Regions from separate parts of the Homo sapiens genome. Here regions 2, 3 and 4 are each linked to region 1. The links are chromatin loops, found by intact Hi-C in ENCODE. Cell type or tissue: dorsolateral prefrontal cortex. All regions are shown on one strand.

Region 1 (8,000 bases):
AAACACATTTTTTTCCTCAAAAAAAAAAAACTCCAAAACAAGAATAGCTTATATTTTATAGCAGAATTATTGTACCTTAATTTCTATATATAGATTTTTATCTAATAATGAGTTTTAAATATCTTCTTGCATAATGAGACTAGAGTCATTTTCCAGTTATTACTGAAGTTTGAGGAGATTCATTTGGTTCTTAAAAGAGCTTACTCACCTTGATAATGGCTTTGCAGTCCTCCACACTTAGTATGCCCATGTGCTGCAATTAAAAATTACTTATAATGATGGGACTTGGCTTGATATCTCTAGAGTTGCATTGTTGCATACCATAGCCACCAGCTAAATGTGACTATTTTGGAGTTAAATAAATTTAAATCACTTTACATTAAAAATTCACTTCCTCAAGAACACTAGCCATCTTTCAAATCTATGGAATGCTCCATAATCACAGCAAGTTCTCTTGGGCTGTACTTCTCTAGAGTGTACATTTTTCATGCCTCTATATCCCTTCCTACCTTCTGCTTCTAAAATGATAATGACTTCCTCCAAGACTGACTTCTATATCTTCCATAATTTGGTGAGACAGCTTATCTTTCCAATGATTTCCCATGATAGTTGACATGGAGGAGTCTTTGTTGGCCTAGCTGATGTTCCTGTGGTACAGGAAGCATGCTAACTGAGGCCAAGTTTATCATCTTACTGAAGTGGCAAGTCCATAAAGCCCCCAAGTTTTTATTTTCCAGGTTATATATTGAGCCAAGAATCTTAGGTGACTGTTATTAGAAGCATTTATAGACCCTGTTTTGTTGAATTGCTTCAGAGACTACTCCCATCCATAGTGGACTTATTAGTAATTTTGTTGCTGTCAAAACTTACAGAAAAACTTCTACAACAGCTTTAGCTTTTTTTTTTTTTTTTTTTTTTTTTGAGAGAGGGAGTCTCACTCTGTCACCAGGCTGGAGTGCAGTGGTGTGATCTCAGCTCACTGCAACCTCTGCCTCCCAGATTCAAGCGATTCTCATGCCTCAGCTTCCCGAGTAGCTGGGATTACAGATGTGTGCCACCATGCCCAGCTAATTTTTGTATTTTTAGTAGAGATGGGGTTTCACCATGTTGGCCAGGCTTGTCTCAAACTCCTGACCTCAGATTTTATATGTATATGTGTATGTGTATATATATATATGTGTGTGTGTGTGTGTGTGTGTGTATACACACATATATACATATACATATATACAGATTTTATATGTGTGTGTATATATTATATATATATATACACACACACACAAATTGATGTTTCTTGGCTATTTTATTGACATAGTCCACAAAAAGTTTGCCTCTTTCCATTAGTTAGTCTGTATTGTTTTGGAAGAAAAAAATGTTTTCCATAAATCTGATTCTTTTAATGTATCCTGATTGGCTTTGGTTGTTGTTAAATAGAGATGTATATTCTTCAGCTTTCCATTTGTTCGTTTTTTGTTTTTTTTTTTTCTTTTTTCTTTGAGACGGAGTCTTGCTCTGTCACCCAGGCTGGAGTGCAGTGGCAAGATCTCGGCTCACTGCAAGCTCCGCCTCCCGGGTTCACGCCATTCTCCTGCCTCAGCCTCCCGAGTAGCTGGGGCTACAGGCGCCCACCATCACGCCCGGCTAATTTTGTTTTTGTATTTTTAGTAGAGACGGGGTTTCACCATGTTAGCCAGGATGGTCTCGATCCCTGACCTCGTGATCCGCCCACCTTGGCCTCCCAAAGTGTTGGGATTACAGGCATGAGCCACCGTGCCTTGCATGTTCGTTCTTAAATAATGTGGTACACTGAGGCCTACTGGGCGTGTACCAATGCCGTATTTGCCTTGAGCACTCCCATGTTACATGTGTAAACTTCTTTGGTCTATCTTTTTTGTAGTGATATTCCACAATAAGCTCCTTTAGAGAAGTTTGTTAACTATGTTGTTTGCCAACGATATTCTATTGCTTCAATATAGACAGTACACTGAATATCTTTGCTGTGTGTAAAATTATCCTGAAAAGTTTTCCTTTTCCAAATGAGCTAAGAAGTGTGCAATACTTACTAGTGGTCAGGTTTAGACCCTCCAGAACCACTTAGAAACAGGCCACCACTTTCCTTCTCTCACAGTTGTATAAATAATCTGATTGAGAAATAGAGCAGATCTCTGTTCAGAATGTTCTTGGTCACTGGACACCTCATAACTGAGGCTTTATATTAACCACGATCGTTCTAGTTTCAAGGATTGAGGCCATTTCCCAAGTTCAGAAAAATCATGATCAGTATTTGTCAAGTATTAGTCATTGTGAAGTGTAGTGATGGGGAGTAGGGACAATAAATATATTCATCTCCAATTTTGTATAACTGAAAAGTGTAAAAATAAAGAAGAAAGAGATGCCTCTTGAGTGAATTTAATACAGCTGTTTTTGCTGTTAATAATAAAACATCTTACTGAAACCAAAATTTGTTCAAAGTTTCATTAAGTGCCCTTTTGGAGCTGTGTCTTAATCGACTGCCAGAAGTTGAATAAACCAATGAGGAAACACTGTACCCTACTTAAAAGTAGCAGTAAATTTTTCTTCCATATCCACTTTTGATACATCATGAAGGTCAGCAAGATGTTACTGCTGTGCAAAACAGCTACATTCGTGTAATATTATTTTCCATATGTCTGTTTTCTTAGTTACTAGATTATTGTTCCCATGCGTTCTTCCCGACAATTTTGCTTTTACAAGTCCCGACAATTTTGCTTTTACAAGTCGTGGTGAGCAGGGCATACATGTCCACTAGTCTGCTAGTTTTAGAAATGGTTTTCCTGACTTTGATTTGTTTTGATCGCATCAGGCATATTGCTGAACAGTAAGAAAAGGGTTGAAGAAAAGAGTTCTAATGAATAAAAGATGGGATTTCTTCTATATGCATTTTTGTTATCCTTGATTCCACAGAAATTCTATTTTGATTCCTTCATTCAATAACAATAATAATGTTTTTATGACTATCACAGCTTGAAACACACACACACACACACACACACACGCACACACACACACACACACACACACTCAAGCTGCCAGTCTGTCTTAAGGCAGTGGCAGATGCCTGATTGGCGGGCTCTGTTTATTCTGTGACCAGATTCCTTCTAAAAGAAGGAAGGCCATGTCTGCCTGAAGCCTATTGGCTGGGCCTACTCTGGACCCGCCCCTCTTTTTTTTTTCATGACACACACCACAGCGAAGTCTGTGCGGAATCCTAAACCAGCCCAATTTACATCCATTCATGAATCTGTGACGTCAGCAAGCCTTTGGGCTCCTTTGCGGTGGGCTGGAGGATTGTGTGGGTGGAATCCCCCTCCCCTTTATTTTTCCAATTCTGCAAGGCTTTTAAAATTCACCTTACATCTTTTCAAAGCAAGAAAATGGAACAGCATGTGTAGGAATTCTTCGTTGTTGTGAGTATTGCACTCTGTTTTTCCTGTTTCTTCAGTATTTATTTCACAAGGACAGACAGAGAATGTGTGATTTGAGGTGATTAGAAAGCTGATATTATTGAGGGCGACACCGTGAGAGAGACAGAGAGACAGAGGCGGAGAGAAACCCGAAACCCCGTTACAGCTAGGAGCCTCTGAAACTGACAGCTGGTTTTCCTTTGCTTGTCTGCCTGCTAGACGTGGACATTTTTCATTTACGGTTCTGCACGTTACCTCGGATGCCTGCTTGGCTTTCCTTAAAGGGAGATTCATTTCTCTGAGAGATGATGTGGATGGTATTAGCAGAAAAGCCCAGAACACCAGAAAGGTGCTGAGAAAAGCGGGGCCCGCAAGACAGAGCAGGTTCTATCCTGTGGGGCACTTGTCTTCCTTGCGACCGTCCTTTCTGCCGTTCCTCACCCTTCACCTTGCCTTTGTTTCATATTGTGTAACAGTCAGTATCTTGCGATTGCAATTTGGTGAAGATGAATACTTGTTCAACCATTTTTCAAAAGCTCTTATGACGGGAGCCATAGTGGTGTATTTATATATATTCATAGCTCTTCTTTATGTCACTCTCTACACTTTATAGTGTCAAAAACTTAAAAAGCTGCATTCGAGGGAAAGGGGGAATTATCCTTAAACTTGGGTTTTTCAATATCCTCTAATGAAAACTAAGAAGTGGTTACAATGTTCCACAATTATATTGCATAGAAATGCACATGAGTGTTTTCCTAAGATGAACTTATTAGCTGAAAATAGTTTATTCCACTGTGTTGGGGAAACATGGAAAAGTTCTGATATGTTCCATGTATAAAGTTGGTTTGGTAGTTTGCTACTGTAGTTTTAACAAAAAGTTACTATTTGTGATTGAATTTGTTTTCCAAGGGTCTGTTTATTCTGGTGAAAGTTGTGAGAGTAAAGAAGAGGGATGTGACATTGTGACATGTTCTGCCCCTGGGGCAGCTCCTCAACCCGAATAATCTGACAGCATTTCCCAACTGCTTCACTTTGAGCGATTTATATGCCAGTCTGCAGCATGTACCCAGTTGTTCTTTCTCCTGAGAAAGCAAAATGCCTGATATTTCTTATAATCCAGGCTGCCATGTTTACCTTGTAAAATCAATACTTAATTTTTAGATTTTTATATTATCTTTTCTCGTGAAGCAAGACTTCTAAATTATGGCTATAATATCTTTTGAATTGTTGTTCTTAATGAATCTTCCAACTGTAAACTCATCTAATTTCAAACTTATCATACCTGAGGATGTAACATTGTCTTTTGTTTCTCATCTTGATATTACCGTCAATCATTTTGTATTTCTGAGTACATTTGAACTTGCTGGAGTAATAGAGGGAAAACCTCTGCCTGATTCTAAATCAGATCTTTGTCCTATACTCGGACAATTATGGTTTCATATTTTATTATTTTTTATTTTCTGGGTTTAACAAATGAGATAACATTTTAGACATAATATTTGTAAACATCTTGACTTATTTCAGCATTTTCCTTTTTTGTATATCTTCAGAGAGTTTGTTGAAAGTAGCAATTTCCAAGTAATTTTAAATTATTGAAGTCTACTAGCACGAAAGGTCAAATTCTTAGGATATTTAAAAAATGTTGTTTAATAATCAAACTCATCTTAAAAAATGTTCATCAGACTCTGTCTTTGATGCACATTTTGCCAAAAGAGAGCCTTATTTCTGTGAAAGAAATACAGTATGTACTTTGGATTTACTAAAGTAAAACTGTTACTTTAAGGCACAGAGCAGATATAGAATCCCCCTCTCTCCCCACTCCTAGTGACTGTATTCTACATTATATTTATCTTCATGTATAGTGTACTTGTAGGGAAAAAAACAATAACTCTTAATTGTTTAATATCAAACAATAAAATCCTGTGTATCAGTGACTGTCAATAGATGGCTTTCTGTTTAAAAACTGAAGCTACTCCAGAAGTAGGAATTAATTTATTTAGTAAACAAAGTCAGTCAAACCAGAGCCATGTCCTGGGGAACTGTCAAAAGAATGGTTCCTAAGGGCCAGAGGCCACATCCACTGGTAGATGACAGAACAACCATACTTCAGATGGCAAAACCGGTCAGTTTGGTTTGCGTTGTGTGCCTATCCTCTTTCTGTGTGCTTCAGCTGAATTAAGTGCTTGGAGAGCTCAAATAGTTCAAGATAGCCAAGATGACCAATTCTGCCAGGTGGCAGCCTGATCTTGCAATTTTGATTAAAATAAAGAACATTCCCCAAGAACAGTTTGTTGCAAAAAAATAAAAATAAAAAAATCACACCCTTGCTCTGTGTTACTATTCTGTAAGAATATGGGGGAGAAAAAAATTTAGAAAATGCAGTCTTTACTCTGAAGGAATCTAGAAAGGAAAATGCCGGAAATAAACTTCAGTATTAGAATTACCTGTGGAACCTTTTTCCCTTCCCTCCCTACCTCTTTCTCCCCATCCCCTCCCCTCCCCTCCCCTCCCCTCCCCTCCCCTCCCCTCCCCTCCCCTCCCCTCTCTTCCCCTCCCCTTTCCCTTCCCTCCCTCCCTCCCTCCCTCCCTTCCTTCCTTCCTTTCTTTTCTCTTTTCTTTTTTCCTATTTAATGGTTTTTAGTATGTTCACAGAGTTGTACAATCATCACAATCCATTTTAGAACATTTTCATCATCACAAAAAGAAACCACATACCCATTAGCAGTCACTCCTCATTTCTCTTCACCCCCCAGCCCTAGACAACCGCCAATCTGCTTTCTCTATATATAGATTTGCTCAGTCTGGATATTTCATGTAAATGAAATCATACAGTACATGCTCTTTTGTAACTAGCTTATTTCACTTAGCATAATGTTTTCAAAGTTTGTCCATGTTGTAGCCTATATCAGTACTTCTTATCTTTTTATTCCCAAGAAATATTCCAGTGCACCATATTTTACTTATCCATTCATCAGTTGATAGATATTTGGGCTTCCGCTTTTTGACTATTAGGAATAATGCTTCTATGAACATTTGTGTACACATTTTTGTGTGAATTTGTTTTAATTTCTCTTGGGTATATACCTGGGACTTGAATTGCTGGGTCATTATGATTACTATATGTTTAACATTTTCAGGAGATGCCAAATTGTTTTCCAAAGTGGTTGCACCATTTTACATTCCCATCAGCAATGTATGAGGGTCCAGTTTCAGCACATCCTCTTCAACACTTGTTATTATCTATCTTTTCTATTAGAACCATCTTAACAAGTTTGAAATGGAATCTCATTGTGGTTTTGGTTTATATTTCCCTAAAAGTGAATGATGTCAAGGATCTTTTTATGTGCTTATTGGCCATCTGTATATCTTCTTTGGAAAAATATCTATTTAGACACATTGTCCACATTAAAAATTAAATTATCTTTTAATCCTGACTTGCAAGTGTCCTTTATATATTCTGGACACAAGCTCTTTATCAGATGTATACTTTGCAAATATTTTCTCTCATTCCATAGGTTGCCTCCACTTTCTTGATAATATTGTTTATGGTATAAAAATTTTTAATTTTGATGAAGTTCAGTTTTATTTTCTTTTGTTGCCTATGCTTTTGGTGTCATATCTAAGTTGGCTTTGCCTGACTCAAGGTCATAAAGATTTACTTCTATGTTTTCTTCTAAGAGTTTTATAGTTTTAGCTCCACATTTAGATCTGTGACTCATTTTGAGTTATTTTTTGTGTGTGCTATAAAGACAGGGTTCAACTTTATTCTTTTGAATCTGGATATTCAGTTGTTTGAGTAATATTTGTTTAAAAGACTATTCTTTCCCCCATTAAATTGTCTTGGCACCCTACCAGGGAACTTAAAAAAAATACTGATGCCATGCTTCCACCTCCAGAGATTTATATTTAATTGGTTTGTGATGGGACCCAGTGATGATGTATTTTTAAAAAGCTTCCCAGCTGAGTCTAATGTGCAGCCGGGCTTGAAAACTATTGACATGCAGGGTCTTAGAACAGAAGAGAGAGAGAGACTTTCAGAATCAGGAAAGAAAATGAGCGAAAACATAGCATTCTGATATGAAAAGGAGGGAAGAAAGGAAAATTAAGAAGATTCATACCAGAAAGCTTGAGTTTTCTTGTTATTCACTCAAAGAGTGAGGGTATCATTGGAAGTTAATGAAATATGTTAAAGAGGAGGAGCTAACATTTATTAAGCACTTTCTACGTGTCTGTAAATTTTTTTTTTTTTTAAACAAGGTCTCCCTCTGTTACCCAGACTGGAATATGGTGGCTTGATCACAGCTCCCTGCAGCCTCAGCCTCCTGGGCTCAAGCCATCTTCCCACCTCAGGCTCCGAATACCTGGGCCCACAGACACATGCCACTATAGCTGGCTATTTCTTAAATTTTTTATAGAGATGAGGTCTCCCTATGTCACCCAGGCTGGTCTCAAACTCCTGTGCTCAAGTGATCCTCCTGCCTTGGCCTTCCACAATGTTGTAATTACAGACGTGAGCCACTGTGCCCAGCCTACATGGCTATAAACCTGTTGGGAGCT
Region 2 (8,000 bases), 77 kb after region 1:
GGATTGAACATATGATATATGTAAAGTACTATGCTAGTGTATGGTATATAGTAAGTCCTCAATAAAAGGTAAATATTAATGTAAGTAGTATGCATAATGAAGTTCTTAGGAGAGTATCATTAAAAAATTCATTAGCAGCCCGGCGCAGTGGCTCACACCTGTAATCCCAACACTTTGGGAGGCCAAGGCGGGTGGATCACCTGAGGTCAGGAGTTCGAGACCAGTCTGACCAACATGGTGAAACCCTGCCTCTACTGAAAAATACAATTAGCCAGACATGGTGGCTGGTGCCTGTAATCCCAGCTACTTGGGAGGCTGAGGCAGGAGAATTGCTTGAACCCCAGAGGCAGAGGTTGCAGTGAGCTGAGATCGTGCCATTGCACTCCAGCCTGGGTGACAGAGCAAGACTCTGTCTCAAAAAAAAAAAAAAAAAAAAAAAAAAAAAAAATTAGCAAAGATTCACTGAGCATCTGCACCAGAAATTAAAAGAGGAATAAAATAACACCGATAGTGGGTGATGGGGTAGGGATAGTTGCATAGAGACAGACGGGTAAATTGACTGACATGCAAGCTTAAGGTGAGGAGGTAGGACTGCAGGAGTGGTAGGATATGTTTTATTTGGAGGAAGGTATATTGGAGGCTTCTGCTCTGCTTTATTTCAGTGATTTAAAAATTGATACAAACTAATGTTTATGAATATTTGATCTATAGTTCCAAGGTACATAGGAAGGTTCTATCTTTTGCCGGGAGACAGAGGGTAAGGGTCATCCTGGGTGACGATGAAGTTGGTACCTTCAGAATGGCCTTGTAGAGTGGTCCCTTCTGAGATCTCTTCAAGCTTATTTCTTGCTTGTGTGCCTAGATACTTGGGAAGTGCCATTTGAGGAGATCTCAGAGCTGCAGTGGCTGGGTAGTGGAGCCCAAGGAGCGGTCTTCTTGGGCAAGTTCCGGGCGGAAGAGGTGGCCATCAAGAAAGTGAGAGAACAGAATGAGACGGATATCAAGCATTTGAGGAAGTTGAAGCACCCTAACATCATCGCATTCAAGTAGGTCAAGGCTTTTTTTTTTTAAGAAGTAGACCTATTTTCTTTCCCCCAATATATACACACAAGTTTCTGCTTTGAGAGATATTTCAAAAGCATTCTCTAGACTTAGCACTGTGCTAGGTGCTTTGGGAGGGTATCAAGGAACTATTAAATTGGAGTTGTGTCCTCAGGCATCTTATAATCCAGTGGTTCATTTTGCCGAAGTATGTGCAAAGTACATGGAAGTACATGGAAGGGGCATGCACATGGGGCAGGAAGGGAAAATGTGGGTTCCTGCCAAGCAGTCAGATCTGCTGCATCAACCTCATTTATCAATGGGATAACAGAGGTTACTTCAATATCACCTGAACAGCCTAAGATTCACTTAACAAAACAAAGTTGGCCGGGCGCAGTGGCTCATGTCTGTAATCCCAGCACTTTGGGAGGCCAAGGCAGGCAGATCACTTGAGCCCAGGAGTTTGAGACCAGCCTGGGCAATATAGTGGAACCCTGTCTGTAAAAAAAAATTTTTTTTAATTAGCTGAATGTGGTAGCACAGGCCTGTAGTCCTACCTACTTAAGAGGCTGAGGCAGGGGGATTGCTTGAACCCAGAAGGTTGAGGCTGTGTTGAGCCATGTTCATGCTACTGCCCTCCAGCCTAGGTGACAGAGTGAGACCCTGAAAAAAAAAGGAAAGAAAGAAGAAAGAAAGAAAGAAAGAGACAAAGGTAACATCTGAAGTGATCAAAGAACAATCAATCCTTGTGTAGTAGATACATATTTTGTATTAGGTTCTGTTAGCATCCCTTCTTAAACATTAACGTGTAATGGCAGGTACCTTTAGAGTATAGCCTCTGGTTTTCCTAGATCTCCTTCCAAGCAATGTCAAACATTCAGCTTTCTTAACCTAATGATTGTTGAGTTATTGATAGTAAGTCATATGTTATATTCATTTCACAAAGTGATTGTTTTCAAGAGTCTGTGAACATATTTTTCTAGCCTAGATGATTCTTTTCATAATATTGCCTGGGATCCCTAACAGAAGGAGGAGAGTCAAAGTTTAAAGGGTGGAAGTGCTGAGCTCTAAATAGATATTATCTCTTCTGCCTGAATCTTTCCCTTGAGTTCTCTCCCTCACTAGCCTTTTAATGTTGCCCTAGGCTTAAACAAATAAGTGGTAAGTGGCTTTAGAGGAAAGAAGGTGAAGAACAGGACAAGTATCTTTAGGTAGGATGAAAGTTTAGAAACTGGAGCTTTGTGATATATTTGATATGTATTTTGCATTCCTGGAAAACAGTATGACCAATGAGGCTACAGCTAAAAGTGGAATAACTTACAAATCCCCCTCCTAAACTAGGAGGAACTAGGATCAGAATGGATCCTTCCTTGATAAAACTCTGATTATAAAGCTAAAAATGTCATGTGATAAGTCTTAATTGGGATCACATCCACAAAGTAAGGAAGGTAAATCTTGGGTACAGGTTTTGTAGAATGGGTTTAAATGAGTACTGAAGTTGAGTTTTGATTCCCAAACAAGACCCCTTATGGAAAGGGAAAGACCTGTGAAAAAAAGAGAAGCATTCAACCAGGACACTAAGAGACAGAAAGAAGTACTTGGATTCATTTCCTTGGGGAAGGGACATTCATGCAGAGGGCATGGGAGAAAGCTTCAATTGCTGCAGTTAATTCTATCCTTGGTTGACCTAGTAGGGCCAGGAGGATGTGTGACTAAAATGAAATGCTGCAGAGACCAATTATCATCTTTCCAAAGAGGATAAATTTCAAAAGACAATGGGGAGATTATTTCAAGCAGACAGACAAACAGAGACCCTCTTCTTTCTTTCCTTCATTTTACTACACTGAGACCATCTTCACTTCCAGTATGCTACACCCTCCTAAATGGAAGGAAGGGTCAAAAGCTTTTAAACTTAGATCACTAGGACGCTGGGTTTGAGACACAGAATGTCCCGTAGATGAGTATGGCCTTTTGGCCTCTTGAAGTGAATTAGGCTGTGTGTTGCAGGTAAGAGGGCTTTCCAGTAGGGTACCCGGGGTCACTGAAAGTAGAAATGTGTCCTAATAGGATGGTGTTGTGAGAAGCTTTATTTTTACTTCCTTTCTTTTGCTTCTTTCTCTTTCTTCCTTTTTCCCACCTCTCCCTTCTGACTCTCCTACCTGCATATGCAGTTTTCAGCACTGCCCTGCTAGTGCCCAACTCTTTAGGCTGAAGACACTTGAATAGTATTTACCTCTACATGGAAAACAATAGTGAGACTGTGTTCCTGGCCCATTACACCATGCTCTTGGGCATTGTGCAGTGTTATGTTTGCAGCCATCTGTGCCATGTGTTGCTTGGCCAATGAATCCCATTCAGGACCGTCTGGAAGATATATGAGAGAATGATTAGATTTTAGTACATCTCTCTGGATACTGATTTCTGTGCTTACAGCTTCTTTTGAAGTTAATAAAAACCACATACAGAAGGGGAAGTACAAGATAAGAATGCTATACTCTTTTTGCATCCAATTTTTTTGTTAATCTTTTAAGAAAACTCAACCTGACTGTTCCTAATGGAATTCAGTGCCAAGGGGAAGAAAAGGTAGCAATTAGAAGTGATTATAGAGCTGTTATTTATAGCTACTAAGAAACCTTGTCATAGTACAGGGATGATGGAATGATTGCTCCTCGTTCGTCAGTCAAGAGAAATAAAAGGTGCGTAAGATCACTGTTAGACCGTTTCTATGTGGAACAAGTTAAAACATAGTCGAATAGGAGGCTGAGTACCTTCAAAAATGTTTATGTTGATATACTTAAGCATATTACATTATACCTGCCGTATTTATTAGTTCTCTGTAATGATAATTAATCATTTGTTTGTAGCTGCCAGACACTTGGGTTCACCAAGCTTTCCTAAGAGACATATAACCGGAACTTGAAAAAAAATTATTAAAAATCAAGATAAGAATTCTCTGTAGCCTAGAAAATGATAGGAGAGTAATAGAAATAGCTTTGTGGCATTTGACAGGCACATCAGGGCAGGGGAAAATGAAGACTAATTATACTTCTTCATAACCTGCTATTGTTATAAGATCATCATCACCTTCATATGATCAGTGCCGTAAGCCATGACCTCAAAATTCTTTCATCACTTACAGCAGCTGAAGAGATAGGCATGGGTTGGTAGCTGGCTGAAGGCTTTAACTGGATGTCTTACAGATACTCTGCTAACTTCTCTAGAAAGTTTCAAAGGAAGGCATGTATACCCATAAGCGATAAGACATAGAGAATTACATATAGTAATTTTTCTTCTCATCTTGAGAACAAAACAGAAGTAGAGTTACTATGATCATTCCCTTTTATGAGATAATGGTGTTAACACAAGAATTCCCAATGTGCTTGTCTAAACAGAAGTTAAAAAGCTAAAAGGGAGGCAGTATTGTACAGAGTGGAGTGGGCATGGACTTTCAAATTAGGCAGACTGAGTTTGAATCCCAGCTCTGTCACTTATTAGTTGTATGATCTAGTTGTGATTAGGACAAGTCACTTTCTCACTCTGAGCCTTCCTTGTAAAAATGGAAAAGGTAATATTTATCTTATGGTAATTTGGGGCAGATTAAATAAGACAAATAAACATGGAAATGTCCTTGAAAAATAGAAGAGGTTCTTTCATGTTAGTCTCCTTCCTCCTCCTCCAGGCCTCTGCACATGTTATTTGAAGGCTTTTTTAGTCAAGAAGGTTGAGGTGAAGTTAACGAACATTTGCTAGAGACTTGCTGTGAACCTCTAGGCGTTGAGGTAGAGAGAAAAGAACTTGAAGACCTTTCCCTTCAAGGAGCTTACAATCTATATGCAGAGAGAAAAACTGCATATAAAGAACTAGTGGCTGTTGTATATCATAGGAATTTAGGGAAGAGAAAGATCTTTTTGGATTGGAATAATTGGAAAAGGTTTTCATGGATGATGTAGGAATTGATGCAAATAAAGGCTAATAGATATATAATATGTTGTATAGGCTGGATGCAGTAGCTCACGCCTGTAATCCCAGCACTTTGGGAGGCCAAGACGGGTGGATCACTTGAGTACAGGAGTTCGAGAGCAGCCTGGGCAACATGATGAAACCCCGTCTCTACTAAAAATAAAAAAAATTGGTGGCCAGGAGCGGTGGCTCAAGCCTGTAATCCCAGCACTTTGGGAGGCTGAGGCAGGCAGATCACCTGAGGTCAGGAGTTCAAGACCAGCCTGACCAATATGGTGAAACCCTGTCTCTACTAAAATACAAAAATTAGCTGGGTGTGGTGGTGGGCACCTGTAGTCCCAGCTACCCGGGAGGCTGAGACAGGAGAATTGCTTGAACCCGGGAGGTGGAGGTTGTGGTGAGCCAAGATTGTGCCACTGCACTCGAACCTGGGTGACAGAGCGACTCTGTCTCAAAAAAAAAAAAAAAAAATTAGCCTGGCGTGGTGGTGCACACCTGTAATCCCAGCTATTTGGGATGCTGAGACAGGAGAATCACTTGAGCCTGGGAGGCAGAGGTTGCACCACTGCACTCCAACCTGGATGACAGAGCGAGACTCTTTCTTAAAAAAAAAAAAAAAGTGTATATTTTCATATTCTTTTGTGATTCATAAGCATGACTGGGTGTTCCCACTCACGGGTGAGATGTGCCTCCCTCCAACCTTGTTACGACGTCACCACATTACCTGTCTGACATGAAAAAAAAAAAGAAATGTTTTTCAAAGATTATGTAAGATGGAAAATTGAGTCGTCTTTGGGTCCTCAGTCTAGTTAGTTATTTTTAATTTGAGTAATTTAAAATTCAGCAAATAATATTAAAAGTAGAAGTATTTTCTCTGAATTATCTTCCTGTACACTCATAAAACCCTCTAAAACTTTAAAAGGAAGAAATTTTAAATTATTCCTTTTTTTTCTTTTTTTTTTTTCTGAGACAGAGTCTCACTCTGTCACCCAGGATGGAGTGCAGTGGCACGATCTTGGCTCACTGCAACCTCCTTCTCCCAGGCTCAAGTGATTCTCTTGCCTCAGCCTCCCGAGTAGCTGGCATTACAGGCATGCACTACTATGCCCAGCTAATTTTTGTATTTTTAGTAGAGACGCGGTTTCACCATGCTGGCCAAGCTGGTCTCGAACTCCTGACCTTGGTGATCCACCTGCCTCAGACTCCCAAAGTGTTGGGATTACAAGCGTGAGCCACCGCGGCCTGGCCAAATTATTATTATTTTTTATTTTTGAGAGGGAGTCTAACTCTGTTTCCCAGGCTAGAGTGCAGTGGTGCAATCTCGGCTCACTGCAACCTCCACCTCCCGGGTTCAAGCAGTTCTCTGCCTCAGTCTCCTGAGTAGCTGGGACTACAGGCGCGCGCCACCATGCCCAGCTAATTTTTTTGTATGTTTAGTAGAGACAGGGTTTCACCATCTTGGCCAGGCTGGTCTTGAACTCCTGACCCTGTGATCCACCCGCCTTGGCCTCCCAAATTATTCTTAATGATCTAAAACAACACAGTATCCAGCCTGCACAAACTTCAGAAAAGTGTGCTCTTTGTCCCGGAATGGAAGGGTCCCACAGAAAAGGCACCAGACACAGCACAGCATATAGATAGCCAGAGTGAACAAAACAAACAAAAATTGTCTATGTGCATCATAGAGAAACCTGTAGACTAGAGAAGTTTCCATGCTAATTTGAGAATCAGGAACTATTATCTATACACATTTTTAAAATAATTCGGGTATAGAATTGGTTTTTATTAAATATTCTTTAAATATACATATGTATACTTGTATGTGTGTATTGATGTACATGTTTATGTTTTCTTGGAAGGGGTGTTTGTACTCAGGCCCCATGTTATTGTATTATCATGGAATACTGTGCCCATGGACAACTCTACGAGGTCTTACGAGCTGGCAGGAAGATCACACCTCGATTGCTAGTAGACTGGTCCACAGGAATTGCAAGTGGAATGAATTATTTGCACCTCCATAAAATTATTCATCGTGATCTCAAATCACCTAAGTGAGTTCTGGGGCTAATGTTTCAGCTATTTTGGTTTGTTGTTTTGAAATACAGAATTTTTATCAACCTCAGTTGACGTTTTCAGACATCATACCTTTAGTTCAGTTTCAATCAGCACAGTGGGTAATTCTGTTTGCGCATCTCTTGGGTTATTGTTGACCTACCTGGTTACCTGTAGGGCAGATACGTCCAGGTATCTGAAACCACTTTTCCTTTTTGGTGCTTTTAAATCATACAACTGTGAAACAAAATTCATTATTATCTGAAGTATTCACCTTCTGTCATCTCAGATAGCTAATGCCAGACCTTCCCGCTAGAAGGCTTGATTTGTTGTTTTCCATGTGTTCAAAAAACTTTTTAAACTGAGTTTCAGAAATGTATACAACAGGATAAAATGGATAAATAAGAAACAGGCTAGCTGGGTGGAGTGGCTCACGCCTGTAATCCTAGAACTTTGGGAGGCCAAGGTGGGTGGATCACTTGAGATCAGGAGTTTGAGACCAGCCTGACCAACGTGGTGAAACCCTGTCTCTACTAAAAATACAAAAAATCAGCCAGGCATGGTAGCAGGTGCCTGTAGTCCCGGCTACTTGGGAGGCTGAGGCAGAAGAATTGCTTGAACCTAGGAGGAGGAGGTTGCAGTGAGCTGAAATCACACCACTGTACTCCAGCCTGGGTGACAGAGCAAGACTCTGTCTCAAAAAAAAAATAATAAAAATAAATAAATAATAAAAATAAAAAGAAGCAGAGGCAAAGGAAAAGTAAAAACATTAGAACTAAAAATTGTTCACAAATTATATGCCGTAAGATTCTGTAGACGTGGATTACAGATTTGGCTTTGAGCTTCTAGTGTCTAAGCAAAGGAGGAAATAAACAATTACAAGGTTCACAATGGCCATAGGAAAAATAAACACTGGCTATGTAAGAGAAGCAGGGCTATTTCTAGTA
Region 3 (8,000 bases), 130 kb after region 1:
TGGGGAAAAGTCTCAAAAACAATAAGAAAAAAAACAAGCTGTTTCTGTTCTCCTCCACCTGTAGCCAAAGAGAAGAAAGCTGTTAAGAAGCAGAAAGGGTCTCCAGGTGTTGAAAACCTGCTGGTGCCAGGCACTGTTCTAGACACTTTACATAATCTGTTCCCAATTCTTCCAACAACCCTCCAGGGAAAGACTGTTTTCCTCATTTTAAAATAGACATGCTGAGGATCAGAGAAGTCAAGAACTTGCCCAAAGTCACAGAGCTGGTAATGATGGAGCTGGGATTTGATCCCAGGTCTATGTCTCCTGAAGACATCAAAAGAACCCCTAGGACCTCCTGAAACAGCGTGGAAGAGTACTGTGGGAAATCCCTGCCACTCGCTTCTCTCAAGGCCATGCACGTAGCGACTGTCTGGGGTCCCAGCTCTCAGATGTGACCCCTCCCCTTACCTTTCTCTGCAGCAGGGCCACTTTATCAGGAAAGTAGGACACCACCAACTGTTTGCCAAAAATACTGGAGAGCAGGTAGCAGCATGTGGCACCCACCGAGGTCAACACACAGCACAGCAGAAGCCCCAGCCATGGCCCAAACAAGGCACCAGCTAAAACATTCTGCAAATAAAACAAACCCTCAGGCATGTGAACATCTGGCAGCTACCAGGCACGTCATCTTGGAGCCTGAGAGTCATAGGTTCCCTCCTCCTTCACTGCTTTTTTCCAGCTAAAACCCAATTGCGTTATTTATTTATTTTTAAGAAACAGGATCTCGCTCTGTCACCCAGGCTGGAGTACAGTGACATGATCATAGCTCACTGCATCCTCGAACTCCTGGACTCAAGCGATCCTCCTGCCTCAGCCTCCCAAGCAGCTAGGACTGTAGGCACACACCACCACATTCACCCACTTTTTAAAATTTTTTGTGGAGATGGGGTCTCACTGTGTTGCCCAGGCTGGTTTCAAACTCCCGGACTCAAGTGATCCTCCCACCTCAGCCTCCCAAAGTGCTAGGATTACAGGCGTGAGCCACTGCCCCAGGTCCCAATTGCCATTTAAAGAGGTGAATGAAAAATTATGAAAAGGCTGGGAACTACACCTGCCGTCAGTCTCTTCACCTTGAAAATGAGGATAAGGATAAAAGCCTCAGGGGGCAGGAGAGAATGAAATGGGATCTGTGGCTGTGGTAGATTCTGCAATGACTGGGGCTCCAAGAAAGTAGAAATGAAACTCACGAGTTATTTTTACTATTTCAAAAGATGAACACAAACCATGAATTTTCCCTTGGTAAGACCACACAAGCTATGTAAGATGTCTTGTTTCTTTGCTTTTTGCTGGAATTACATCTATGCAGTATGTTAATACCGGGGTTCCATGTTGACCAGAGCTCTAGCAGACATTTGAAGATGTCTTGGTTTAAGAAAAAGGGAAAAGTGAACCAATACTTCCTAAATGCATTTTGGTTGGTAGACATCATCCTGACAAAACATGGGATCCAAGAGAGAAAGTAAAAGGAAGCCTTGGAAGTGGGAAGCTGGGGAGCCGCTAAGCACTGTGTTAAGTGCTTGACTACATGTCCTGTGTAATCCTCACTACATCCCTGAGTCATGCCATCCTTGCCCCATTCTACAGGTGAGAGATTAAGTATCCTCCCCAAGAGCACAGCAGGCAGAGTCAGGGTTCACCCTCAGGTCTGGATGTGGAGCCCCCACCAAGCAGCAGCTGGCTCTCTGCCCTGAAGAGGGATCAGTTCAAGACAGAAGACAGACACAGGGCAGCCTCAAGGAGTCAGCCCCTGACCCCGAGCCCCACACACCTCCCCTGCCTCTCTTGGACATGTTTGCTTTTCTTCTAGTTTCCGACAAGGAAACTGTTTGAGCAGGTCCAGCCTCAGCCTAGAGGAGAGAAACAGGCTGGGGTGGGAGAGGGAAGCAGTACAAAAGGAAGCTGTCAGTGTCTCCCACTTCGGTGCTCAATCCCTCCGTAAGTGCTGAGGGCCACTGTGTGCCAGCCCCGATACACCCACTGTCACTTTTAATCATCCCCACACAACAATCCCATGAGGTTACAGGGGAGTATCCAAATTTTACAGATAAGGAAACAGGGTTGGAGGGAGGGCAGGACACTGACCAGGAAGCTGGAGCCGGGGATGGCAAAGCCCTGTTTGTAGAGGTAGGCGCCGCAGAAGAGCAGGAACACGTAGGCCTGGTGCTCCTTCCGGTACTCTCGAAGGACCTCAGAGAGCTCCCGCAGCTCTGCCAGGTCGGAGGGGAACCACAGCGACCTGGGGATTTGGAAAAGCAGATGGAAACATGAGTTCAGATCAGTCCAGTGCCCATGAAAGTCACTCGCTGTGTCTTCTTTTCAGAGTAGGTTTATAAATATGCCCATCATCTGATCTGCTGGGAACACATACACTCCCAATGACAGATGACCTGATACGACGTTGCGGAGACAGACAGGAGAGCCCTAGTTTGGAAGCAAGAGACCTGGGTTAGCATCCCAACCCTGCTACTTTCTGTTTTACGTCCTTGGACTAGTCCCTGAGTCTCTTTCCTTATCTAAAAAGTGAGAGGTTGGTGCTAAACAGTCATTAAGTTCCCCTTTAGCTCTGGGATTTTAGAATCTGTTCTTAAGAGGCAAATGGATTCATTTCCAGGCAAGTTCTAAATGTCTCAAATTGCCTTCCTTTCAAGGACACTGCCTCCCCCACAAACCAAGAACAATTCAGACTTCAAACTGTTCCTGAGGTGCCAAGTAAAACGACTTTTTAGCATTCACTATAAAGCCAATTAGAGATTCTTCAGGAAAGTATATCTATCCCATAGGATAAATGTAACTTTTTTGATAATATGTCAGGCTTGAATCGAACCCTTTCAAAGAGCCTACTATTTAACTCTGCTCTTAATCTGGTCCTCAATGCACTTTGAATCCTGCCCAAGGGTTATAGTAGCAAGGCTATCTTGCCTCTGCCATCTGAACAGTCCTTGAATCCATCACTGATTAATCATGAGCAAACCCTCCTACTTCTCACGAGAGTTTCTCTCGGTATGTCCGACACCCACAGCAGAGCCTTCTTAGCTACAGCAAAAGAATACAGTAACTGAAAACAGCTGCCTTAATAGTCAAATATCAGTAATTCCCTTAACCACGCAATGCTGTACTAGGCACACTTCCATGCACTTTATAAAGAGTATGCAGCACTCACAAAAACCGGCCAGGTAAGTATTGCTCTGCCTCCTGCCTCGACCAGTCGTTCATTAGAAGGGGAAAAGGAGGCCAGGCGCGATGGCTCACGCCTGTAATCCCAACACTTTGGGAGGCTGAGGCAGGCGGATTACCTGAGGTCAGGAGTTCGAGACCAGCCTGGCCAACATAATGAGACCCCCCCCCCGCGTCCCTACTAAAAATACAAAAATTAGCCGGCCGTGGTGGCGCGCGCCTGTAGTCCCAATTACTTGGGAAACTGAGGCAGGTGAATCGCTTGAACCCGGGAGGAGGAGGTTAAAGTGAGCCGAGATCGCGCCACTGCACTCCAGCCTGGGTGACAGAGCAAGACTCCGTCTCAGAAAAAAAAAAAAAAAAGGTAAAAGTAGAGACAACCAGGAAGACGGGCAGAGTCGATAATTAATTCGTGAATAATTTAAAGTTGTCTATGCAATATTTCTCCTGAAGATCTAATGTCTAAAGTCTCAAGGGCAGACCTGACGTAAGTGGGGTGGGGAGGAGGAGAGACAGTTGAAAGTGGACTTGAAGAGGCTGGGGGCCCGCACGGGGGCGAAGGTGGGCTGGAAATGGGGCCCAGGGCTGGGACTGGGAAAGCAACGGCGCGGGCAGGCTCAGCGCCGCGTCTCCCTCGGCAAATCCACCCAACCAAAGGCACCGCGGCGTGACGCCCTGCACACCCTGCAGCCAGCACCACACAGGTCCCAGTCAGGCCCGGAGCCGGGCTCCCATCCACCCTTCTGTCCGAGACCGTGCGGACGCGGGCCCGGATACCAGACCCGGATTCCAGTCCGATAAGTGAACCTCAATTCCCAACGCCTCCGATACCGGAACCCGAATCTCCGAATCTCCGATTCCCAGCCCCGGTCCTCGGACCCGGCTCCCTTCCTCTGACCCGAACCCGGATTCCCGCCACGCACCTGCCTCCAGCCTCCTCGGTGGAGCCCAGTCTCCGCCCGCGGGGCAGTCGCGTCGACAGCAAGTACAAGGCGAAGGTGCAGCCGGCGAAGACCAGAAGGAGGCCGAGAAGCGGGCGCATGTCGGCTCCGCACCCCGGCCCGCGGGGCAGCCGAGAAGCTCACTTGCACTCCGGGACGCAGCGGCGGGCGGACTGAGCCCGCGGAGCACGTTCACTGACGGACCAGGGAGGGGTCCGCGCCGAGACCCGCCTCCGAACCAGGCCCCACCTCCTGAGCCAGGCCCCCGCCCCCGATTCTGACTCCGCCCTCTCTGTCCTTCGGTGGAGACTCCGGGAAAAACCTGCCTCCCAGTCTGCCCTCTCTCCGTCTGTCTGTGCTTGTTTTTCTACGTTTATCCCTGTCGCTTTCCCCACTTATTCTGCAGGCATGGCGCGCCCCCAGTGCCGGCTTGGTGCCAGGGCTGGGAGATCCGGGGGTGAATCGTGAGCCCGGCCCACAGCGAGCTTGCAGTCTAGAGATCAAGGCAGTCTTGTCCACAACCTGCTGTCACATAAAGCAAATGTAGCTGGTGTAGCACCAGGGGCTGCAATCAAGTGCGGTGGGGCGGCAATAGTGACCACGGAAATAATCAGAATTGCTTTTAATTCAGCTCCTACTATATTCCCGCATCCCTGAGCCTCACAATCATCCTCCAAGGTAGGTATTTTTGTCTTTCTCTAACAGATGAAAACTCTGAGTTTCAGAAGAATTAAATGACATCCCCCCAAAAGAGAGACAGTATAAGAATCCAAGTCAACCTGAGTCCAAAACCAGTGGCCCTTAACACTGTGTGGCTTTATGGAGGACATGGAGTTTAAGTTTACCTTCAAGGATGAGCAACACTTTTCTTCAAGCAGAAAAAGAAGGGAATGGGTGAACACGGTCCCAGGTAAGGCACCAGAATCCAGTTTCAGTGAAGCCTAAGGTATATGAGAAATAAGTGAGAATCTGGGGACAAACAAGAGTGCACTGAAGGCAGGCTAAGGAGTTAGATTTTTAATAATGTAGATGAGACACCAACAGAGGTGTTTAAGTAAGAGAATGATTTCGTTCCTGTTTTAGGATGTTCGCTTTGGCAGATGATTAGAATACGTGCTGACTTGATAGCCACAACTGTCCTGATAAGAAAGTACGCCGGCCTGGCTGGGCATGGTGGCTCACGCCTGTAATCCGAGGATTTTGGGAGGCCCAGGCGGGCGGATCACTTGATGTCAGGAGTTCGAGACCAGCCTGTCCAACATGGTGAAACCCCGTCTGTACTAAAAATACAATAATTAGCCGAGCATGATGGCATGTGCCTGTAATCCCAGCTACTCGGGAGGCTGAGGCACGAGAATCGCTTGAACCTGGAAGGCAGAGGTTGCAGTTACTTTCCCGACATTGCACCACTGCACTCCAGCCTTGGCGACAAGAGCGAAATTTTGTCTCAAAAAAGAAAGAAAGAAAGCACTCAGGCCTGACCCAGGACCACAGCAGTGGACATGGAGGGAGGAGGCTGGGGGTAGTTGGATTGGTATGATATGTCACTGAGTAAACGAAGGAAGGGACAGAAAGAGAACTCCAAAGTGTCAAAAGCCTGGACAACAGAGAGAAAGCATCCTTGTCCTATCATTTAAAGCACCTGTTGGGCCAAATAGGGAGCACCTTTCAGAATCCATGTGCACAAGATCTCAGCAATTCTACGTCCAAGAATGTAACCTACATCCAAGAATGTACTGGAATTTAATTCCACATCCAAGAATCCCCATAGGTAGCAAAGATGTATATTTAAGGGTATTCTCTCAGCTTTGTTTTTATGTTAGGAGATTGGGAACAACCTAAATGCCCATCAGCTGGTGACTGGCTAGGTTAACTATTCACAAATGGAATACTAGGTAGCCTCCTAAAAGAGGAAAGCAATTCTACATATCCTGATACAGTGTGGTCACCAGATAGATGGCTAAGATACAAATAAAACAAACAAGTTGCAGTGTTAGAGTATGCTATGTATCACTCCTTTTTAAGGACAAAAAGAGGATATACTTTAACTTTTTAAGATACCAAAGTATTTATTTATTTAAAATTTTTTTCACAGAATTGTTATAGCATGTAGAACCAAAAATTATTTACAAATGAAATTATTCAATGTCTGAGATTTGTGTCAAAATAATGGTATGGGGGTTTAGTGAGTAAGCATGTAGGTAGAACAAGATTGTCCATGAGCTGATAGTTGTTGAAGCTGGGTGATCACCTGGGTGTTTTATACTATTTGGGTGTTAAACTATTTTTTTTTCTATTCTTGTGTATGTGTCAAATTTCCACTTAAGAAAATGGGGGAAAATGGTGTCAGCCCTCCATTCCAGCTGAACACACCATGTTAGTTCATGCCCCATCACACCACTCTTCTAGCCATCTGTCAATCTTCTCTGCCTGGCAAATTTCTACTCTTTCATCAGGACCCAGGATAATTATCACCTTCTCTGAGAGGGCTTTTCCAACCCCTATAGTCAGAATCATTCCTTCTCTATGCTTGGGGCCCCCTGAGAAATGTCTCTAATCCTGTCACAAATACATATTCCAGTGTCATTATCCATCTCCCTAGTAGACAGTGAACATTTCCATCAATGAGACAATGTCTCAACTATCTTCTTTCTGTCTCAACCCTTAACCCTGGCACTTAATACTTGTTTGTTAAATTCATGGGTCAGGTCTAGTGAAGACAATGATTAGTTGTTTGGTTTGATACATACTGACCTTGAGAAGTCAAAGGGATATAGGAGGAGAGAAAGTGAATGAGGAACTGATGTTACTGAGCCTGTGCTAGGAGACTGCTGGGGCAAGGAATAGAGTGAGGAGAAAGGAGGCAAGGCTCCTGCTGGCAAGGACCTCACTTTCATTTCAGCTGGGGAAGAGCATGGAAAGATGTCATTCTAGAGCATGGTAAGTGCCATGGATGAAATAGACAAGGCAAAACTTATTCCACTTCAGCAAAGCGAGTGTCAATATTCTACTTATGGATGAGTGGATGAACACATGTTCAGATGAAATCACTTGTGCAAAGTTTACAGCTGTTAGTGCTGAACAGGAACAAGCCTTTGTCTGCCATCATGTGCGGCCATGCTTTTTCCTCTGCCCTTCACTGCCATTCGACATGCAGGTGACACTCTGGAGCTCGGACCGAACATTCAGATTTGGAGGTCATTCTACAGGAGATAGTTGAAATGAGGGGAGGGGAGAAGGTCTCCTAGAAACCACAAGAGAGGGAAAGTAACAGCAGCTGACTTTCATTGAGTACTTAGTACACTCCAGACCCCATACTAAGCATTTTTTTTTTTGAGATGGAGTCTCGCTCTGTTGCCCTGGCTGGAGTGCAGTGGTGCAATCTCGGCTCACTGCAACCTCCTCCTCTTGGGTTCAAGCGATTCTCCTGCCTCAGCCTCCCAAGTAGCTGGGACTACAGGTGTGTGCCACCACGCCCAGCTAATTTTTTGTATTTTTAGTAGAGCCAGCATTTCATCGTGTTAGTCAGGATGGTCTTGATCTCCTGACCTCATGATCTGCCCGCCTCAGTCTCCCAAAGTGCTGGGATTACAGGCGTGAGCCACCGCACCTGGCCCATACTAAGCCTTTTACACTTTTAAAAGTAAAAGTGAAATCACTTTGCACAAGTGATTTCATCTGAACATGTGTTCCTCCACTCATCCATAAGTAGAATATTGACACTTGCTTTGCTGAAGTGGAATAAGTTTTGCCTTGTCAATTTGTTTATTTATTTATTTATTTATTTATTTATTTATTTATTCTATTATATATTTATTTATTCCATATAACAACCCTCATTAA
Region 4 (8,000 bases), 200 kb after region 1:
CTGTCTATTTTTCGCTCAGCTTTTGTTTAGTTTAGAGAAAAATTTGCTTTTATTGCTGTAAGCTTTACTAATTTGAAAACAACTGCCCTCTGGAACAAATGGAGACTTGTTTCACATCTCTTTTAGGAACCTGTTAGGGAATTCCTTGCTCCCTGTTCAATCAGTGTACTTGCCTGATAAATATTTGTTAGGTCCTGTGAGTTTTAAGTACCATGCCAAGTGCTTATCTACACAGAGCTAATGTACATTTTCCTGGAAACTATCCAATTATAGGAAAGGGAATCATTTCTGTTGGGAGGATTCTTTGTGTTACTTTTTGTTGTTGTTGTTGTTTTTGAAACAGGGTCTCACTCTGTCATCCAGACTTGAGTGCAGTGACTCCATCACAGCTCACTGGTCTTGACCTCCTGGGCTTAAGGGATTCTCCCACCTCAGCCTCCTGAGGAGCTGGGGTCACAGGCACATGTCACCATGCCCTGCTAATTTTTTAATGTTTTTGTAGAGATGGTGTCTCACAGTGTTGCCCAGGCTGGTCTCAAACCCCTGGACTCAAGCAGTCCTCCCGCCTTAGCCTCTCAAAGTGCTGGGATTACAGGCATGAGCCACCGTGCCTGGCCTCTTTGTGTTACTATTAACGATTTTCCTGCTGGTGGGCACAGAAGGTCTCTAACTTCTTAACGTGCTCCTTTCTATTTTAGGCTTTCAGAACAGCACAAAAATCGATGGGAGAATCTGTCCCTTATTTTTTTGCAATAGTGAGAAATATCAAATATAAGAAAACATAAAACATTCCCGAGAATGGGGAGAGGAGAGGCAGGGAGGAGAGGAGAATGGGTTTGACTGTAGAAGAATCTTTTAGTTGGCCAGGCTCATGCCTGTAATCCCAGCACTTTGGAAGGCCGAGGCAGGTGGATCACCTTTGTCAGGAGTTGGAGACGAGCCTGGCCAACATGGTGAAACCCCGACTCTACTAAAAATACAAAAGTTAGCTGGGTGTGGTGGCAGGTGCCTGTAATCCCAACTACTCGGAAGGCTGAGGCAGAAGAATTGCTTGAACCCAGGAGGTAGAGGTTGCAGTGAGCCGATATTGTGCCATTGCACTCCAGCCTGGGTGACAAGAGCAAGACTCCATCTTAAAAAAAAAAAAATCATCTTTTAGTGATGAAATAATTGTGTATCTTAATTGTGGTAGTGGCTATGTGGTGGTGGACAGGTGATAAAATAGCACAGAACTACACACATTTACATGTGAAACTCTAAATGAGATCTGTGGATTGTCAACCAGGGTCAATTTTTTTGTTTTGCTTATTTTTATATTGATTTTTTATTTTTTTGAGACAAGGTCTCACCCTGTCACCCACCACAACCTCCAACTCTTGGGCTCAACTGATCCTCCACCTCAGCCTCCTGAGTAGCTGGGACCATAGGCACAAGCCACTGCACCTATTTTTGTAACTTTCTGAGAACCAATAATTATTTTTATTTTCTTTTAGTTTTCTTTTTTTTTTTTTTGTGACAGTCTTGCTCTGTAGCCCAGGCTAGAGTGTAGTGGTGCAACCTCGGTTCACCACAACCTCCGCCTCCCAGTTTCTAGCTATCCTCCTGCCCCTCAGCCTCCTGAGTAGCTGGGATTACAGGCATGTGCCACCACGCAGAGCTAATTTTTGTATTTTTTAGTAGAGACAGCGTTTTGCCATGTTGGCCAGGCTGGTCTCAAACTCCTGGACTCAGGTGATCCACTCTCCTCGGCCTCCCAAAGTCCTGGGATTACAGGTGTATGCCACCAGGCCCGACCCAAAAATTATTTCAAAATAAAGTTTTCCAGGCTGGGCGTGGTGGCTTATGTCTGTAATCCCAGCACTTTGGGAGGCTGAGGTGGGTGGATCACCTGAGGTCAGGAGTTCGAGACCAGCCTCACCAATATGATGAAATCCCGTCTCTACTAAAAATACAAAAAAATTCACCAGGTGTGGTGGCTTATGCCTATAATCCCAGCTACTTGGGAGGCTGAGACAGGAGAATTGCTTGAACCCAGGAGGTAGAGGTTGGGAGGCAGAGGTTGTGGTGAGCTGAGGTTGTGCCATTGCACTCCAGCCTGGGAAACAAGAGTGAAACTCCGTCTCAAATATACACACACACACACACACACACACACACACACACACAAATTAGCTGGGCATCGTGGCAGGCGCCTGTAATCCCAGCTACTCGGGAGGCTGAGGCAGGAGAATCGCTTGAACCCGGGAGGTGGAGGTTGCAGTGAACCGAGATTGCGCCACTGCATTCCAGTCTGCACAACAGAGCAAGACTCAGTCTCAAAAAAAAAAAAAAAGAACTTTTCCACAATTTTAAAAGATGAGTCAACTCATAATCATTTGAAATAATTTATTCAAAAGTATTCTAAGAAAAAGCATTTCTTCATTTCCAATCAGTTAATTACTATTTTCTCAATTCTATGACCTCCTGATTACAACTCAAGAATACCACAGTTTTCCTAGTTTCCAATCTAGAAACCTATGGGTTTTTCTTCTTCTTTATTAAACCTAGAAGTCACTTGCTACAGAGAACATATTTAAAAGGTACAGGCAAGCTTCCAAACGCATGGACAGGAAAAACAGGTATGAAGTGTAATGGAACTAAGGGGTGGAGATTTTATAACTCTCATTTGTTTCAACAGCCAAGAAAGGTGACCTACGTCCCCACCCGCCCAGGTCTAGGGCTCCAAGCTGGTATATGACTCACTATAACACCCTTTGGTCTTCCCTTCCACATCAGTGACCCTGCCATTTCTCACTTGCAGTCCAAGTTTGGAAAGATAAGTGGGTTTCTTCAATTCATATCCTGCAAAGAGATAAGGGTAACTTTCCCCAATTCCATTTATTTGTTTCATTTCATCATTCCCTCATTTATGGAACATTTCTGGAGCTCTCAGTACAAGAAATAAGGAAGAAATAGAACATGCTCCTTCCCTCAAGAAGATAGACACATTAACAATGAAAATGGTAATAATAATGCTAATATAGGCCAGCATGGTGGCTCATGCCTGTGATGCCAACTGTGGGGGGCGCAAGGCAACATAGTCAAGCTTATGTACAAGGCATTTGAGGTCGGGGCATGGAAAAATACTGAGGCGCTGTGTGTATGTTATTTGTGCATGAGAATGAAACTCGACCCTGAAAACAGGACAGGGAGTGGAGTGTGTGGTGTGATAAGGAACGCTGAAAACAGCCTCCTGAGAATGCAGTTTGAGTGCTTTTACAAGGCCACAGGTGCCTCACGACCCGACCTCAAAAACGCCATCTAGTGGATGTTTGTGGTTTAACAAGCCCTTTCAATAAATACTTGGCGGACGGATGCCGGGGCGGACTCTCTTAGAAGAGCTACCCCGCAATGCCGGGCGCGGTGGCTCACGCCTGTAATCCTAGCACTTTGGGAGACGGAGAGGGGTGGATCACGATTCAAGACCAGCCTGGTCAAGATGATGAAACCCCGTCTCTACTAAAAATACAAAAAAATTAGCCGGGCGTGGTGGCAGGTGCCTGTAATCCCAGCTACTCGGGAGGCTGAGGCAGAGAATTGCTTGAACCCAGGAGGCAGAGGTTGCAGTGAGCCGAGATCATGCCACTGCACTCCAGCCTGGGCAACAGAGCGACTCCGTCTCAAAAAAAAAAAAAAAAAAAGAAGAGCCACCCCCCATTCTAACTGGCGTGAGATGGTATCTCATCGTGGTTTTGATTTGCATTTCTCTAATGACCAGTGATGATCTTTTCTCGTGTCTGTTGGCTGCATAAATGTCTTCTTTTGAGAAGCGTCTGTTCACACATCGGGGCCTGTGGTGGAGTGGGGGGCTAGGGGAGGGATAACATTAGGAGAAATACCTAATGTAGGTGACGGGTTGATGGGTGCAGCAAACCAGGGCACGTGTATACCTGTGTAACAAAACTGCACGTTCTGCACATGTAACCCAAAACTTAAAGTATAGTTAAAAAATAAATAAGAGCTGCCCCCCGCCCCGCTCAGCTGGAATTGTCTGAGAACCCATTTCGTGGCATTCATTGTAAACTATAAGCTCTGCAAGTGGTGTCCCCGACATGATCGCCTTAAAGTTACGTGTGAAGGAGGAGAGCTCATCAATTTTCGGTGAATCTCCACCTGAAAAGAATTCAGAAGATTTAAAGGGAGAGATTCCTGACTCCTATCAGGAGGACACGACCCACACGTAAAATATCAGGTGTTGAGTTATCATGGGTCAGGAAATGACCAAAGAACAGAAAGTTTTTTTTGTTTGTTTGTTTGTTTTGATATGGAGTCTCGCTCTGCCGCCCAGGCTGGAGTGCAGTGGCGCGATCTCCGCTCACTGCAAGCTCCGCCTCCCGGGTTCACACCATTCTCCTGCCTCAGCCTCCCGAGTAGCTGGGACTACAGGCGCCTGCCAGCCTAGTAGAGACGGGGTTTCACCGCGTTAGCCAGAGTGATCTCGACCTCCCGACCTCGTGATCCGCCCGCCTCCGCCTCCCAAAGTGCTGGGATTACAGGTGTGAACCACTGCGCCCGGCCCAGAAAGTATTTTTAAAACAGTGCAACAGCTATTTAAGGCTGTCCAGTGCACTGTAGAGCCTGGAGCTCTACACAAGCTCATGCTTTTAATTCGGCAGGAATGTCCTTGGTTTCCTGATCAAGGAACCTTAGATTTAGAGCTATGGGAGCAGGTAGGTCGCTGCCTGAAAAGAGGATATGAGCAAGGTCATTTTACTAATTTTACTATTTTGACCACCTGGGCGCTGGTACACTCTGCGTTGTATCCTCTTTATCTGCCAGATCGCGGTTAGACGGCCCATTATCTCCACCTGAAAATAATTCAGAAGATTTAAAGGGAGGGATTCCTCTCTCCACTTCATTCCCTTCTATGGGGAATAAGGAAGAGATTTTTTCTAGTGAGGAAAGACAGGAACCAGAACAGCGGGGGCGGGGCAGTGCTCCTCTCTCTACTTCATTCCCTTCTGTAGAGAGGCCTAAGGAGGACATTTTTTCTAGTAAGGATAAGGCGACCGGAGCCTTTTCCTCCCCCTATAGAAAACCCATTGCCCTCCTTTCCTCCACCCTTCAAGGGACCTGCGTTTGTTGGCCCCGTTCGTTCGGCCAACAGCACCTCCCATCCCCCTTAAGGAGACTAGAGGCCGCCCAAGGGACAGTTCTTAGATAAGACCCCCTGGTCAGCGAACATCGGTATGATCGGGTGACCACGTCTCTCAACCAACTTCCCTGCTGGAGGGGTGCCTCCAGGAGGGAAGGAAAGTGGCTGATTATGATTGTCCTCCTAATATGCAAGTTCCCATTTCCTATTTCCAGCATCAGCCTTTCTGGCCTTGTCTTTTTTCTGTTTTTCTGGAGTACGAGGGGAGTTTGCATGCTGCCTCCTGGGTTTTATTCCAGCTAGCTGTAGCTTTCTTGCTGCCTACAGAGGCCTGGGGCAGGAGAGTTGCTAAGATGCCAGGGAGTGCCCATTTGGTCACTGGCAGTCTGGGCAGGTTACCCCTTTCTGGGTTTATGGTGACGGAGGGGAGGCCAAAAGGCACAGAGCAGGCAGCTCCAGCCAGGTCCTGAGGATCCGCCTCACCACGGTCACGTGCCTTAGTAACTGTGCCCAGGAAGTGGCCTGCTGCTGCTTTTCCTACTTCTGCCCTTCCCTGCCACCCCTCGCATGTCTCAGTTGACAAGCAATTTGTTGTCTTCCCTGGCCCCCTAGGGAAAGCGGTAAAAAACAGTCCATGTGCACCCCAACCTTACTAGCCTAAGGTGGGCAAAGGAGTGTGAAGCAGCCTAGAGTACAGAGCCCTGGGGGAGGAGCCCGCTAATAAGGGGCGCTCTCCTGTAGCCATATATTAAATGCTAACTAGGCTAAGGTGGAGGAGCTCTGCCAGCTGCTGTCATCTTCAGAAGACAGACACAGCAGTAAGGAATGTTTGTTTTGCTTTTTTATAAAATGTTTAAAAACACTGTGGCTAAGAAACTTCAAAGCAGACCCTGTGCTGCATGTGTGCTCCTCCCCTAAGCCCCTCTGCTTGGGGGTGGTAAAAATAATAAAAAGAACATTTTCAGTACCTTACCTAACAGGGTTGGCTCCAGGCGTAGGTGGCCTAGAAGATAAGGGGAGTGGTTTTCTCCCAGCCTGTTACTCTCTTGCCTCCAGCCTCCGCGCTTACACACACACTTTACCACCCTGTCATTCTCTAGCCTCTTACTGCCACTTGTAGTCTTCCTTCCTTCCTCTTAGGGTAAGGACAGCAACAAGTGGCAGGCTATTAAAAATAGAAGCTGCCTAAGGAGCCCAGAACGAATAAAAAGAAACCAGCCACAACCCTACTTTCCCGAGCTCACTTCTAAGACATTCCAGCTAAAGGCTGATGCAGGAAAATGGCCAACACCAAAGGACATTTTTTAAAGTTTTTTTTTTTTTTTTCTGTTTTCTACACACTTAAGCTAACTCAATGCAGGTTTATTATCCTGGCGACTTGCAGTCACATTCTAATGACTTTCAAGGGCCAAAATATAGTAAAAATCACTTAAAATATCCATCCCTTCCATGCCTTAGTTTAACAGGTAGGCTTTATCTTTTGCCATTTCTGTATTTTATGTTATGTACCTGTAGGGGTGGGTTGCCCCTACACACCTGTGGGTGTTTCTCGTAAGGTGGGACGAGAGATTTGGAAAAGAAAAAGACACAGAGACAAAGTATAGAGAAAGAAAGAAGGGGACCCGGGGAACCAGCGTTCAGCATATGGAGGATCCCGCCAGCCTCTGAGTTCCCTTAGTATTTATTGATCATCTGTGGGTGTTTCTCGAAGAGGGGGATGTGTCAGGGTCACAAGACAATTGTGGGGAGAGGGTCAGCAGACAAACACGTGAACAAAGGTCTTTGCATCATAGACAAGGTAAAGGATTAAGTGCTGTGCTTTTAGATATGCATACACATAAACATTTCAATGCTTTACAAAGCAGTATTGCTGCCCGCAGGTCCCACCTCCAGCCCTAAGGCGGTTTTTCCCTATCTCAGTAGATGGAGCATACAATCGGGTTTTATACCGAGACATTCCATTGCCCAGGGACGGGCAGGAGACAGATGCCTTCCTCTTGTCTCAACTGCAAGAGGCATGCCTTCCTCTTATACTAATCCTCCTCAGCACAGACCCTTTACGGGTGTCGGGCTGGGGGACGGTCAGGTCTTTCCCTTCCCACGAGGCCATATTTCAGACTATCACATGGGGAGAAACCTTGGACAATACCTGGCTTTCCTAGGCAGAGGTCCCTGCGGCCTTCCGCAGTTTTTGTGTCCCTGGGTACTTGAGATTAGGGAGTGGTGATGACTCTTAAGGAGCATGCTGCCTTCAAGCATCTGTTTAACAAAGCACATCTTGCACCGCCCTTAATCCATTTAACTCTGAGTTGACAGAGCACATGTTTCAGAGAGCACAGGGTTGGGGGTAAGGTTATAGATTAACAGAATCTCAAGGCAGAAGAATTTTTCTTAGTACATAACAAAATGGAGTCTCCTATGTCTACTTCTTTCTACACAGACACAGTAACAATCTGATCTCTCTTGCTTTTCCCCACATTTCCCCCTTTTCTTTTCGACAAAACCACCATCATCATCATGGCCCGTTCTCGATGGTCGCTGTCTCTTTGGAGCTGTTGGGTACACCTGCAGACTAACAACAGACAAAACAGGCACACAGGGATTAATATGAGATTTATAATCGTAGTACTTCCAATGGTCTTAACCCAAGTGACAGGGTTAAGATTTTCGAGGCCATCAGCAACTCCTGCAATTGCCTCAGTTCCTGGCACCAAATTTAAATGGGCTTTTGATGCTTCGAAAATTTGTTCTTTTAATTTGGAAATGTCTAAAGTGAGATTATCTTCTCTTCCCTGTAGATGGTGTCTAACCATGTCCCAGTGATGCTCAGACTCATTATAAATTTGGGGTGTAATACAAAAATCTG

What was found. Peaks named below come from ENCODE experiments on the same cell type or tissue, not always from the same donor. Only the 100,000 strongest peaks of a DNase experiment are listed, where the experiment ranks them.
Region 2: a loop joins it to region 1, with 2.1 times the contacts of the local background. A loop is called at or near these places in 2 of 110 quality-filtered maps.
Region 3: a loop joins it to region 1, with 4 times the contacts of the local background. A loop is called at or near these places in 15 of 110 quality-filtered maps.
Region 4: a loop joins it to region 1, with 2.7 times the contacts of the local background. A loop is called at or near these places in 41 of 110 quality-filtered maps.

Annotation. Positions count from the first base shown.
Region 1 is chr3:185,359,923-185,367,922 of GRCh38, forward strand. MAP3K13 (mitogen-activated protein kinase kinase kinase 13) reads left to right here and starts at 3,214. Exons shown (of 14, transcript NM_004721.5): 1 at 3,214-3,446. RefSeq lists a silencer at 3,046-3,195 and enhancers at 3,666-3,755, 3,846-3,905. In dorsolateral prefrontal cortex, a CTCF peak has its summit at 3,253; DNase peaks (open chromatin) are centred at 3,119 and 3,799; H3K4me3 peaks cover 3,412 bases; H3K27ac peaks cover 891 bases.
Region 2 is chr3:185,436,585-185,444,584 of GRCh38, forward strand. It overlaps MAP3K13 (mitogen-activated protein kinase kinase kinase 13), which reads left to right. Exons shown (of 14, transcript NM_004721.5): 3 at 863-1,046; 4 at 6,861-7,052. LOC124906361 (small nucleolar RNA U13) reads left to right here and starts at 5,635; the gene lies at 5,635-5,735. In dorsolateral prefrontal cortex, no CTCF peak of the experiment used is centred here; a DNase peak (open chromatin) is centred at 3,345; H3K27ac peaks cover 1,175 bases.
Region 3 is chr3:185,494,704-185,502,703 of GRCh38, forward strand. It overlaps TMEM41A (transmembrane protein 41A), which reads right to left and starts at 4,332. Exons shown (of 5, transcript NM_080652.4): 1 at 4,140-4,332; 2 at 2,125-2,278; 3 at 451-612; 4 at 1-58. The coding sequence starts at 4,258. It overlaps TMEM41A-DT (TMEM41A divergent transcript), which reads left to right and starts at 4,446. Exons shown (of 3, transcript XR_924792.3): 1 at 4,446-5,067. RefSeq lists a silencer at 4,314-4,453. In dorsolateral prefrontal cortex, a CTCF peak has its summit at 4,364; DNase peaks (open chromatin) are centred at 3,908, 4,358 and 5,351; H3K4me3 peaks cover 2,331 bases; H3K27ac peaks cover 1,331 bases.
Region 4 is chr3:185,555,904-185,563,903 of GRCh38, forward strand. No RefSeq gene overlaps it. Among named protein-coding and RNA genes, the nearest start is that of LIPH, 7.3 kb to the left of the region's middle. RefSeq lists enhancers at 7,044-7,657, 7,658-8,000. In dorsolateral prefrontal cortex, a CTCF peak has its summit at 3,309 (motif pointing left); DNase peaks (open chromatin) are centred at 3,102, 3,348 and 5,624; H3K4me3 peaks cover 758 bases.